Regions from separate parts of the Mus musculus genome. Here region 2 is linked to region 1. Evidence: chromatin loops called from intact Hi-C (ENCODE). Cell type or tissue: left cerebral cortex. All regions are shown on one strand. Region 1 has its middle 140 kb from the start of Chordc1. Region 2 has its middle 18 kb from the start of Olfr828.

Evidence for each region. Hi-C counts contacts between places; a loop is a spot of excess contacts. Peaks named below come from ENCODE experiments on the same cell type or tissue, not always from the same donor. Only the 100,000 strongest peaks of a DNase experiment are listed, where the experiment ranks them.
Region 2: it touches region 1 in a loop (15-fold over the local background); 3 of 42 quality-filtered maps call a loop at or near these places.

The regions. Positions count from the first base shown.
Region 1 is chr9:18,149,981-18,154,980 of GRCm38, forward strand. No RefSeq gene overlaps it. Among named protein-coding and RNA genes, the nearest start is that of Chordc1, 140 kb to the right of the region's middle. In left cerebral cortex, no CTCF peak of the experiment used is centred here; no DNase peak of the experiment used is centred here.
Region 2 is chr9:18,831,942-18,836,941 of GRCm38, forward strand. No RefSeq gene overlaps it. Among named protein-coding and RNA genes, the nearest start is that of Olfr828, 18 kb to the left of the region's middle. In left cerebral cortex, no CTCF peak of the experiment used is centred here; a DNase peak (open chromatin) is centred at 2,721.

The sequences.
Region 1 (5,000 bases):
CAGATCCTACTACAAAAGGCTATACTCAACAAAACTGAAAAGTGTGGATGAAATGGATAATTTTCTAGACAGATACCAGGTACCAAAATTAAATCAGGATCAGATTAACAATCTAAACAGTCCAAATCCCCTAAAGAAATAGAAGCAGTCATTAAAAGTCTCCCAACCAAAAAAAAAAAAAAAAAAAAAAAAAAGCCCAGGACTAGATGGGTTTAGTGCAGAGTTCTGTCAGACCTTCAAAGAAGATCTAATTCCAATTCTCCTCAAACTATTCCACAAAATAGAAACAGAAGATACTCTATTCAATTCATTCTATGAATCCACAAATACACTGATACCTAAACCACATAAAGACCCAACAAAGAAAGAGAACTTCAGACCAATTTCCCTTATGAATATCGATGCAAAATACTCAATACAGTTCTCACAATCCTAATCCAAGAACACATCAAAATGATCATACAGCATGATCAAGTAGGCTTCATCCCAGGGATGCAGGGATGGTTTAATATATGGAAATCAATCAACATAATCCACTATAGAAAGAAGCTCAAAATATAAACCACATGATCATCTCGTTAGATGCTGAGAAAGCTTTTGACAAAATCCAACACCCATTCATGATAATAGTCTTGGAAGGATCAGGAATTTAATGCCCATATCTAAACATAATAAAAGCAATATACAGCTAACCAGTAGCCAACACCAACCTAAACGGTGAGAAACTGGAAGCAATCCCACTAAAATCAGGGACTAGACAAGGCTACCCACTTTCTCCCTTCCTATTCAACATAGTACTTGAAGTCCTAGACAGAGCAATTAGACAACACTTGGAGATCAAGGGACTACAAATTAGAAAGGAAGAAGTCAAAATATCACTATTTGTAGATGATATGATAATATATATAAGTTATCCTAAAAATTCTACTAGAGAACTCCTAAATCTGATAAACAGCTTCAGTGCAGTACCTGGATATAAAATTAGCCCAAACAAATCAGTAGCCTTTTTCTACACAAAGGATAAAAAGACTGAGAAAGAAATAACACCTTTCACCATTGTCACAAGTAATATAAAATATCTTGGTGTGAAGCTAACTAAGGAAGGGAAAGATCTGTATGATAAGAATTTCAAGTCTCTGAAAAAAGAAATGAAAGATCTCAGAAAATGGAAAGATCTCCCATGGTCATGGATTGGAAGGATTAATATAGTAAAAATGACTGTCTTGCCAAAAGGAATCTACAGATTCAATGCAATCCCCTTCAAAATTCCAACTCAATTCTTCACAGAGTTTGAAAGGTAATTTGCACATTCATCTGGAATAATAATAATAATAATAATAATAATAACTAGGGTAGCAAGAACTAGTCTCAACAAGAAAAGAACCTCTAGTGGAATCACCATCCCTGACCTCAGGGTGTACTATAGAGCAATTGTGATAAAAACTGAGTGGTACTTGTATAGCAACAGACAGGTACATCAATGGAATGAAATTGAAGACTCAAAAATGAACCCATACAACTATTGTCACTTGATCTTTGACAAAGGAGCTAAGAACATCCAGTGGAAAGAAGAAAGCATTTTCAACAAATGGTGCTGCCTGAACTGGCGGTTACCATGTAGAAGTATACAAATTGAACCATTCTTATCTCCTTGTACAAAGCTCAAGTCTAAGTGGATCAAGGACCTCCACATAAAATCAGAGACATTGAAAATTATAGAGGAGGAAGTAGAGAAGAGCCACAAATATATGGGCACGGGGGGAGGGGGGGAATCCTGAAAAAATAGCAATGGCTTGTGCTGTAAGATCAAGAATCGACAAATATGACCTCATAAAATTGCAAAGTTTCTGTAAGGCAAAGGACAATGTCAATAAGACAAAACAGCAACCACCAGATTGGGAAAAGATCTTTACCAATCCTAAATCTGGTACAGGGATAATATCCAGATAAAGAACTCAAGAAGTGGGACACCAGAAAACCAACCAACCATATAAAAAATGGGGTAAAGAGAAAAAATCTCTATTGAGGAATACCAAACGGCTGAGTAGCACCTAAAACTTGCTCAACATCCTTAATCATCTGAGAAATGCAAATCAAAATAGCCATGAGATTCAACTTCACACCAGTCAAAATGGCTAAGATCAAAAGCTCAGGTGACAGCAGATGCTGGCAAGGATGTGGAGAAAGAGGAACACTCCTCCATTGCTGGTGGGATTGCAAGCTGGTACAACCACTCTGGAAATCAATTTGGTGGTTCCTCAGAAAACTGGACATAATACTACCGGAAAGCAATACCTCTCCTGGGCTTATACCCAGAAGATGCTCTCAACTTGTAATAAATATGGACACATGGTCCACTATCTTCATAGTAGCCTTATTTATAATAGCCAGAAGCTGGAAAGAACCCAGATGTCCATCAACAGAGGAATGGATACAGAAAATGTGGTACATTTACACAACAGAGTACTACTCAGCTATTAAAAACAATGAATTCATGAAATTCTTAGAAAAATGGATGGATCTAGAGGATAATATCCTTAGTGAGGTAACCCAGTCACAAAAGAATACACATGATATGCACTCATTGATAAGTGGATATTAGCCCAGAAACTCAGAATACCTAAGGTACAATTTGCAAAACACTTGAAACTCAAGAAGAAGGAAGACCAAAGTGTGGATTCTTTGATCCTTCTCAGAAGGGTGAATGAAATACCCATGGAAAGTGTTTCAGAGACAAAATTCAGAGTAGAGATTGAAGGAAGGACCATCCAAGGAGCTAAAGTGGTCTGTAGCCCTATAGGAGGACCAACAATATGAATTAACCAGAACCCCCACAGCTCCCTGGGACTAAACCACCAATAAAAGAAAACACATGGTGGGATTCCTGTCTCTAGGTGCCTATGTAGATGCCTAGTTGGCCATCAATGGGAAGAGAGAACCTTGCCAGGGCCAGGAAGTAGGAGTAAGTGGGTTGGGGATATGGGAGAGAGGGAGGGGATAGGGGATTTTCAGAAGGGAAACTAAGAATGGAGATAGCATTTGAAAGGTAAATAAAGAAAATATCTAATAAAAAAATTCAAAAGAAAAAAAGAATTTTATATCAGGCGTTGTTTTTGTAGGAAAAGAAATTTTGCTTGTAGAATTTCATTTTATATCTCAGGCATGTCACCCTTTCTCCAATGAATTCATAATTTCACAGTGTATTGAAAAAGATACAAACAATGCAAATTTGTATTCAATTTCTACCACAACAAACAACTACTAAGAAGCTCTGAAAAATAACTCTATTATATAATAGTGCATATGGATCCAAATCCAGGACCTTAAATGTCTAAAGTCAAGGTGTCAGCTTGGGTGCTTTGGGTTCTTACTAGAATCCTGTTATTGAATTTCTACTGAATCATCAGTTGTTGGTCAAAGTTTCATTGCACATGCTTCTAGGAATAAGGTCAACATTTCATTATCAGAACCTGTGGCTAGAAAAATACCCAGCTAATTAAATCAAGATAATTCTCAAGGAATTTACCTATAGAAACCCTTTGATCATATATCAGAGTGTACTCACATATTAGAACATGAACAATATTTACAGAGCCATTACTTGGCCTACAACAAGTATTCATCCTGTTTAAATTATTCCACAGATAAGAATGTATGACTATCTTTTCCTTAGGAAGAGCATCACTGTACTAGAACTGTTTAGCGCCATGCTTAGAAGAAATAGTCCAGGAGCCTGGACTCAGATGTACATATCCCTAATCCCAAATCTGTACAAAAAATAGAAGCCAACGCTCTTCTGGAAAATTCCAATCCAGAAATAATTCTCTCTCCACTCAAGTTCACCCAAGGTCTCTCAGGGAAGTATGGCTGAGAGGCTAAAATTCACGCTAACTCTGCCTTTGCCCTCAACAGATTTTTTTATTAGATCCTTGCGTTGTATCATCTCTGAGTATTTTCTTAGTGTACAGAAGTACCAGGAAATCCTGGGTAAAGATCTCAGTCTGCTTTTCCTAACTTTGAAATTCCCACATCCTCTGCCAAAACCATCAATATCATCCTAACACACATATACAAACAGGCCCTGACACACAGACAACATGGACACCTGTATTCCAAAGAACCCTGGACTTTACAAGTATCATTAACTCCTGACCTTTAATGTCAAGACTGCAGAACTCTAAGTATATTGATTTATCTCATTTAAACATCCTTCCACAGTATGAGTCAAAGAAGTTATATACCTCACTTCTTGAATATTCTAAAATTCTTTTTTTGATTCTTTTTTAAATTGGACATTTTCTTCATATTTCAGATGTTTTCCCCTTTCCAGGTCCTCCCTTCAGAAACCCCCTATCCCATGCCCACTCCCCATGCCTCTATGAGGGTGCTCCTCTACCCACCACTCCCATCTTCTCTCCCTAGCATTCCCCTACACTGAAGCATCAAACACCCTCAGGCCCAAAGTTCTCTCCTCCCATGGATGTCCAACAAGTCTATCTTCAGCCACATATGGAGCTGGAGCCATAGATCCCTCCATGTGTATTCTTCAGTTGGTGGTCCAGTCCCCAGGAGCTCTGGGGGGTCTGGCCAGTTGACACTGTTGCTCCCTCCATGGGGCTGCAAAATTCCTCAGCTCCATCAGTCTCTTTGCCAACTCCTCCAGGAAGATCCCATGCTCAGTCCAATGGTTGGCTGTGAGCATCGGAGCATCAGTCTCTGTATTTGTCAGGCTTTAGCAGAGCCTCTCAGGAGACAGCAGACAGCTTCTATCAGCAAGCACTTCCCGGCATTCACAATAGCATCTGGGTTTGTTGGCTGTATATGGAATGGATCCTCAGGTGGGGCAGTCTCTGGATGGCCTTTCCTTCATTCTCTGTTCCACAATTGATTCCATATTTCATCCGGTGAGTATTTTGTTCACCATTCTAAGAAGCACTGAAGCTTCCACATTTTGGCTTTCTCTCTTCTTGGACTTCCGATGGTCTATAAATTGAATCTTG
Region 2 (5,000 bases), 680 kb after region 1:
TAATATATTTTTTTATTTTTTTTAACAATTTTTATTAGATATTTTTTCATTTACATTTCAAATGCTATCCTGAAAGTCCCCTATACCCTCCCCCAGTCATGCCCCCCTACCTACCTACTCCCACTTCTTGGCCCTGGCGTTTCCCTGTACCGGTGTATATAAAGTTTGCAAGACCAAGGGGCCTCTCTTCCCAATGATGGCCGACTAGGCCATCTTCTGCTACATATACAGCTAGAGACACGAGCTCTGGGGTATATTGTTATACCACCCTTCAGCTCCTTGGGTACTTTCTCTAGCTCCTCCATTGGGGACCCTATGTTCCATCTAATAGATGACTGTGAGCATCCACTTCTGTATTTGCCAGGCACTGGCATAGCCTCACAAGAGAAAGCTATATCAGGGTCCTTTCAGCAAAATCTTGTTGGTATATGCAATAGTGTCTGCATTTGGTGTCTGATTATGGGATGGATCCCCAGGTGGGGTAGTCTCTGGATGGTCCATCCTATCGTGTGAGCTCCAAACTTTGTTTCTGTAACTCCTTCCATTTTATTTCCTATTCTAAAGAGGAATGTAGTATCCATGCATTGGTCTTCCTTCTTCTTGATTTTCTTGTGTTTTGCAAATTGTATCTTGGGTATTCTAAGTTTCTGGGCTAATATCCACTTATCAGTGAGTGAATATCAAGTGAGTTCTTTTGTGATTGGGTTACCTCACTCTGTCTATCTGTCTGTCTGTCTATGAGGCCTATTCTCAGGACACTACCCTACCTCAGTCTTCTGTGTACTGGATCACACAGGTGTGCACCGAGATACTCTGTTTTGTTGTCTTCCTTTTTCTCTTTGTTCCATCTGAACTGTGCTGTTGGGGAAAAAGTTCAGCCTTTTGAAGGTTGGAGAAGGAAATGGATTGAATTACTTAATTGTTGTCCGTAGTATTCCAATCTGTTAAAGATAGGTGTGCTTGCCTGGGTGTAGTGGGCCCAATTGCTAGAAAAATGAAATCAAAGAAAACCCTAGAAGAAGGAAAGATTGGTAGGATTAACATATCAAAAATGGCCATCCTACCAAATCAATCTACAAATTCACACATTCCTCATCATGATTCCAACAAAGTATTCTCAGACATGAAAAAAGCAGTTTTAAATTTCATGTGGAAAAACTAAATCCCTGGATAGTGAAAACAATTTTTACAATGGAAAAATAAACCATCTTCAATCAATGGTCCATCAAGTAGTGTGTGTGTAGAAAAATGAAAATCAATCCATATTTATCACCTTGCACAAAACTGAAGTCCAAGTGGATCAAGGACCTCTAAAAACAAACAAACAAACAAACAAACAAACACAGAACAGATACACTGAATGAAATAGAAGAGAAAGTGGGAAAGATCCATGAACTCATTGACACAGTGGGAAATTTCCTAAACAGAACTCCCATGGCTTAGGATCTTAAGATCAACAATTGATAAAGGAGATCTCATGAAATGTAAAAGGTTTTCTAAGGCAAAAGACACTCAATAGGACAAATTGGCAACTTACAGATTGGGAAAAAAAATCGTTACCAACCCCACATCTGATAGAAAGCTAATATCCAAAATATATAAAGAACTTAACAAACTACCCCCCCCCCAAAACAAAACAAAACAAAACAAAACAAAAATTTAAAAAACTAAATCCTAAGTATCTCAATTAAAAAATGAAGTACAGATCAAAACAGAGAATGGTCATGTTAGAAATCTTGAATGAACAAGAAACAGCTAAAGAAATGTTCAACATCCTTAGTTATCAAGGAAATGCAAATCAAAGCAAACCTGACATTCCATCTTTTTTTTCCCCATTTTTTATTAGGTATTTAGCTCATTTACATTTCCAATGCTATACCAAAAGTCCCCCATACCCACCCACCCCCACTCCCCTACCCACCCACTTCCCTTTTTGGCCCTGGCGTTCCCCTGTACTGGGGCATATAAAGTTTGCGTGTCCAATGGGCCTCTCTTTCCAGTGATGGCCGACCAGGCCATCTTTTGATACATATGCAGTTAGAGTCAAGAGCTCTGGGGTACTGGTTAGTTCATAATGGTGTTCCACCTATAGGGTTGCAGATCCCTTTAGCTCCTTGGGTACTTTCTCTAGCTCCTCCATTGGGAGCCCTGTGATCCATCCATTAGCTGACTGTGAGCATCCACTTCTGTGTTTGCTAGGCCCCGGCATAGACTCACAAGAGACAGCTACATCTGGGTCCTTTCGATAAAATCTTGCTCGTGTATGCAATGGCTGACATTCCATCTTATACCAATCAGAATGACTAAGATCAAAAACTCAGGCGACAGTAGATGCTGGTGAGGATCTGGAGAAAGAGGAACATTCCCCTATTGCTAATGGGAATCAATGTGGTGGTTACTCAAAAACATTGAAAATATTTCTACCTGAAGACCCTGCTATACTTCTCCTTGGAATATACCGAAATAGGTGCTCTAACAAATAACAAAGACACGGGCTCCACTATGTTCATTGTCCTGAGCTATTGTTCCCGCCCGCAGGAATGCACAAGGGGCACAAGATCCTTCTGTAGCTAATCTTTATTACATGTTGATGAGAAAGACAAAGAAGGCTCAGAAACGTGTTGCTTAAATACCCCCTGGTGTGACGTGTCTATACCCGACTGGCAGCTTCACCCATGATCTCCTATGCCCCGGGGATGGGCTAGTGACTTGGCGGGCTTTTGCTCCTTGCACATGCGCACATAGCTTGTTCTTTGTTTAGGTGGCATAAGGCACTGCAGAGCCAGTGCCATCTTATGATGGTAAATGTTATTGCAGCTCTCCACAGTTCATAGCATTTATAATATCCAGAAGTGAGAAAGAACCCAGATTGAGGGTTGTTGTTCCATCCCTCAATGGAAGAATAGCTATAGAAAATGTGGCATGTTTACAAAATGGAGTTCTACTCAAAACAAAGACCTCATGAAATTTGCAGGCAAAATATGACCTTGAGTGGGGTAACCTAGACCCAAAAGGACATATACGGCTTGTACACAGTGATAAGTAGATATTATCCCAAAAGCTCAGAATATCCATGATATAAGTCACAAACCACATGAAGCTTAACAAGAAGGAAGGGAGAAGTTTGGATGATTCAGTTCCACTTAGAAGGGGGAACAACATAATAATGGGAGGTAAAGGGAGGGAGGGTCCTGAGTGGGAGAGAGGAATGAAGGGAAAAGGGAACAGGTAGGAGTAGGAGCCAGGGAATGGCAGTCGGTACCACTAAAATATCTCAGATGCCAGGGATGTGAGAGGCTCCCAGGAATTAGTTGAATTACCCAACAGAGGGAAGATAGTACTTGAACAGACCACCTCCAGTAGTTAGGCATAGCCCCCAGTTGAGGGACAGGGCTATTCACCCATCTCAAAATTTTTAATGCAGATTTTTTTTTCCTGTTTAAAGGAAACAGAGGGACAAAAATTGAGCAGAGACTGAAGGGAAGACCATCCAGAGACCAACCCACCTTGGAATCCATCCCATTATCAGATACCAAACCCTAGACACTATTGCTGATGCCAAGAAATGCTTGCAGACAGGAGCCTTGTATGGCTATCCTTTGAGAGAATTTGCCAGTACCTGACTAACACAGATGCAGACACTCACAGCCAACCATTGGACTGAGTCTGGGGACTTTAACCAAAGAGTTAAGAAGGACTGAAGGAGCTGAAGAGATTGCAACCCCTTAGGAAGAACAACAATATGAACTAACTGGACCCCTCAGAGCTCCCAAGGGACCAAAACACCAACAAAAGAGAAACAGGGTTGTGTCTATGGCTCCTGCTACGTATATAGCAGTGGACTGCCTTATCTGGCATCAATGGGAGGGAAGGATTTACCTCCTGGGGAAGCTTGTTGCCCCAGTGAAGGGGATGCTAGAGGGCTGAGGTGGAAGTGGATGGGTAGGTGGAGAAATACCTTCTTAGAGGCAAAGGGGAGGAGGGAGGTAGTGGGGCTTTGTGGAGGGGAGTCAGGGAAGGGGGACAACATTTGACATGTAAATATATAAAATAATCAATTAATAATAAACGTATATAAATATACTTACTATAACAGATGAAAAGTTGCTAGATTTACTTACACCATAGTGAATGATACTTCAAAGATTGTCATCTACATAGTAAAGATTCACAACTTCTAGTAGTTGAATAATCCAGGAAGTGGAATGTCTCAGCATTTCTAATCTAGTGTTCAAAGATCTACTTGGAGATTTTCAAATTGTCAGTTTCTATGTGAAAGAAGAAAAAAACCTGGATTCTGAAATACTCAAGGATGACAGCAGTGATGAACAAACTTATTCAGAAAGAATATTCATAAAGAACACAATGAAATTGGAATTTAAATCAAGTCACACACATATTGTTGCATAGAATCAAATTTTTAGCCATTTGATGACAATGTCTTCTGAACGAAGAAGAAACTATAGACTATGCCTGTCAGGAGTATTTCACAGAAGAACAAAATAATTGAGCCGCCAGAAATTTTATATTTAATTAAATGGTATCTTAAAACTTGTATGTTGGGCTGGTGAGATGGCTCAGTGGGTAAGAGCACCCGACTGCTCTTCCAAAGGTCAGGAGTTCAAATCCCAGCAACCACATGGTGGCTCACAACCATCTGTAACAAGATCTGACGCCCTCTTCTGGAGTGTCTGAAGACAGCTACAGTGTACTTACATATAATAAATAAATAAATCTTAAAAAAAAAACTTGTATGTTATAAAAGTAAGTATGTGTAGTTAAAAAAGTACCAAAAGCCATTTAAATTGTTTCTCCTATTGAGGAAATATTTTGATATTTCTATCCAATAACTAGTGTTCAGGCCTGAAAACATTTTTACACAATCAAGAATAAATAAACCTAACATTTATTTTTGTATTTATATATATGTATAAAACAATAAAAACAACAAAAACCATGGCCTTTATATACCCAAAGATGAGGCCCACAAGTGGAAAAGG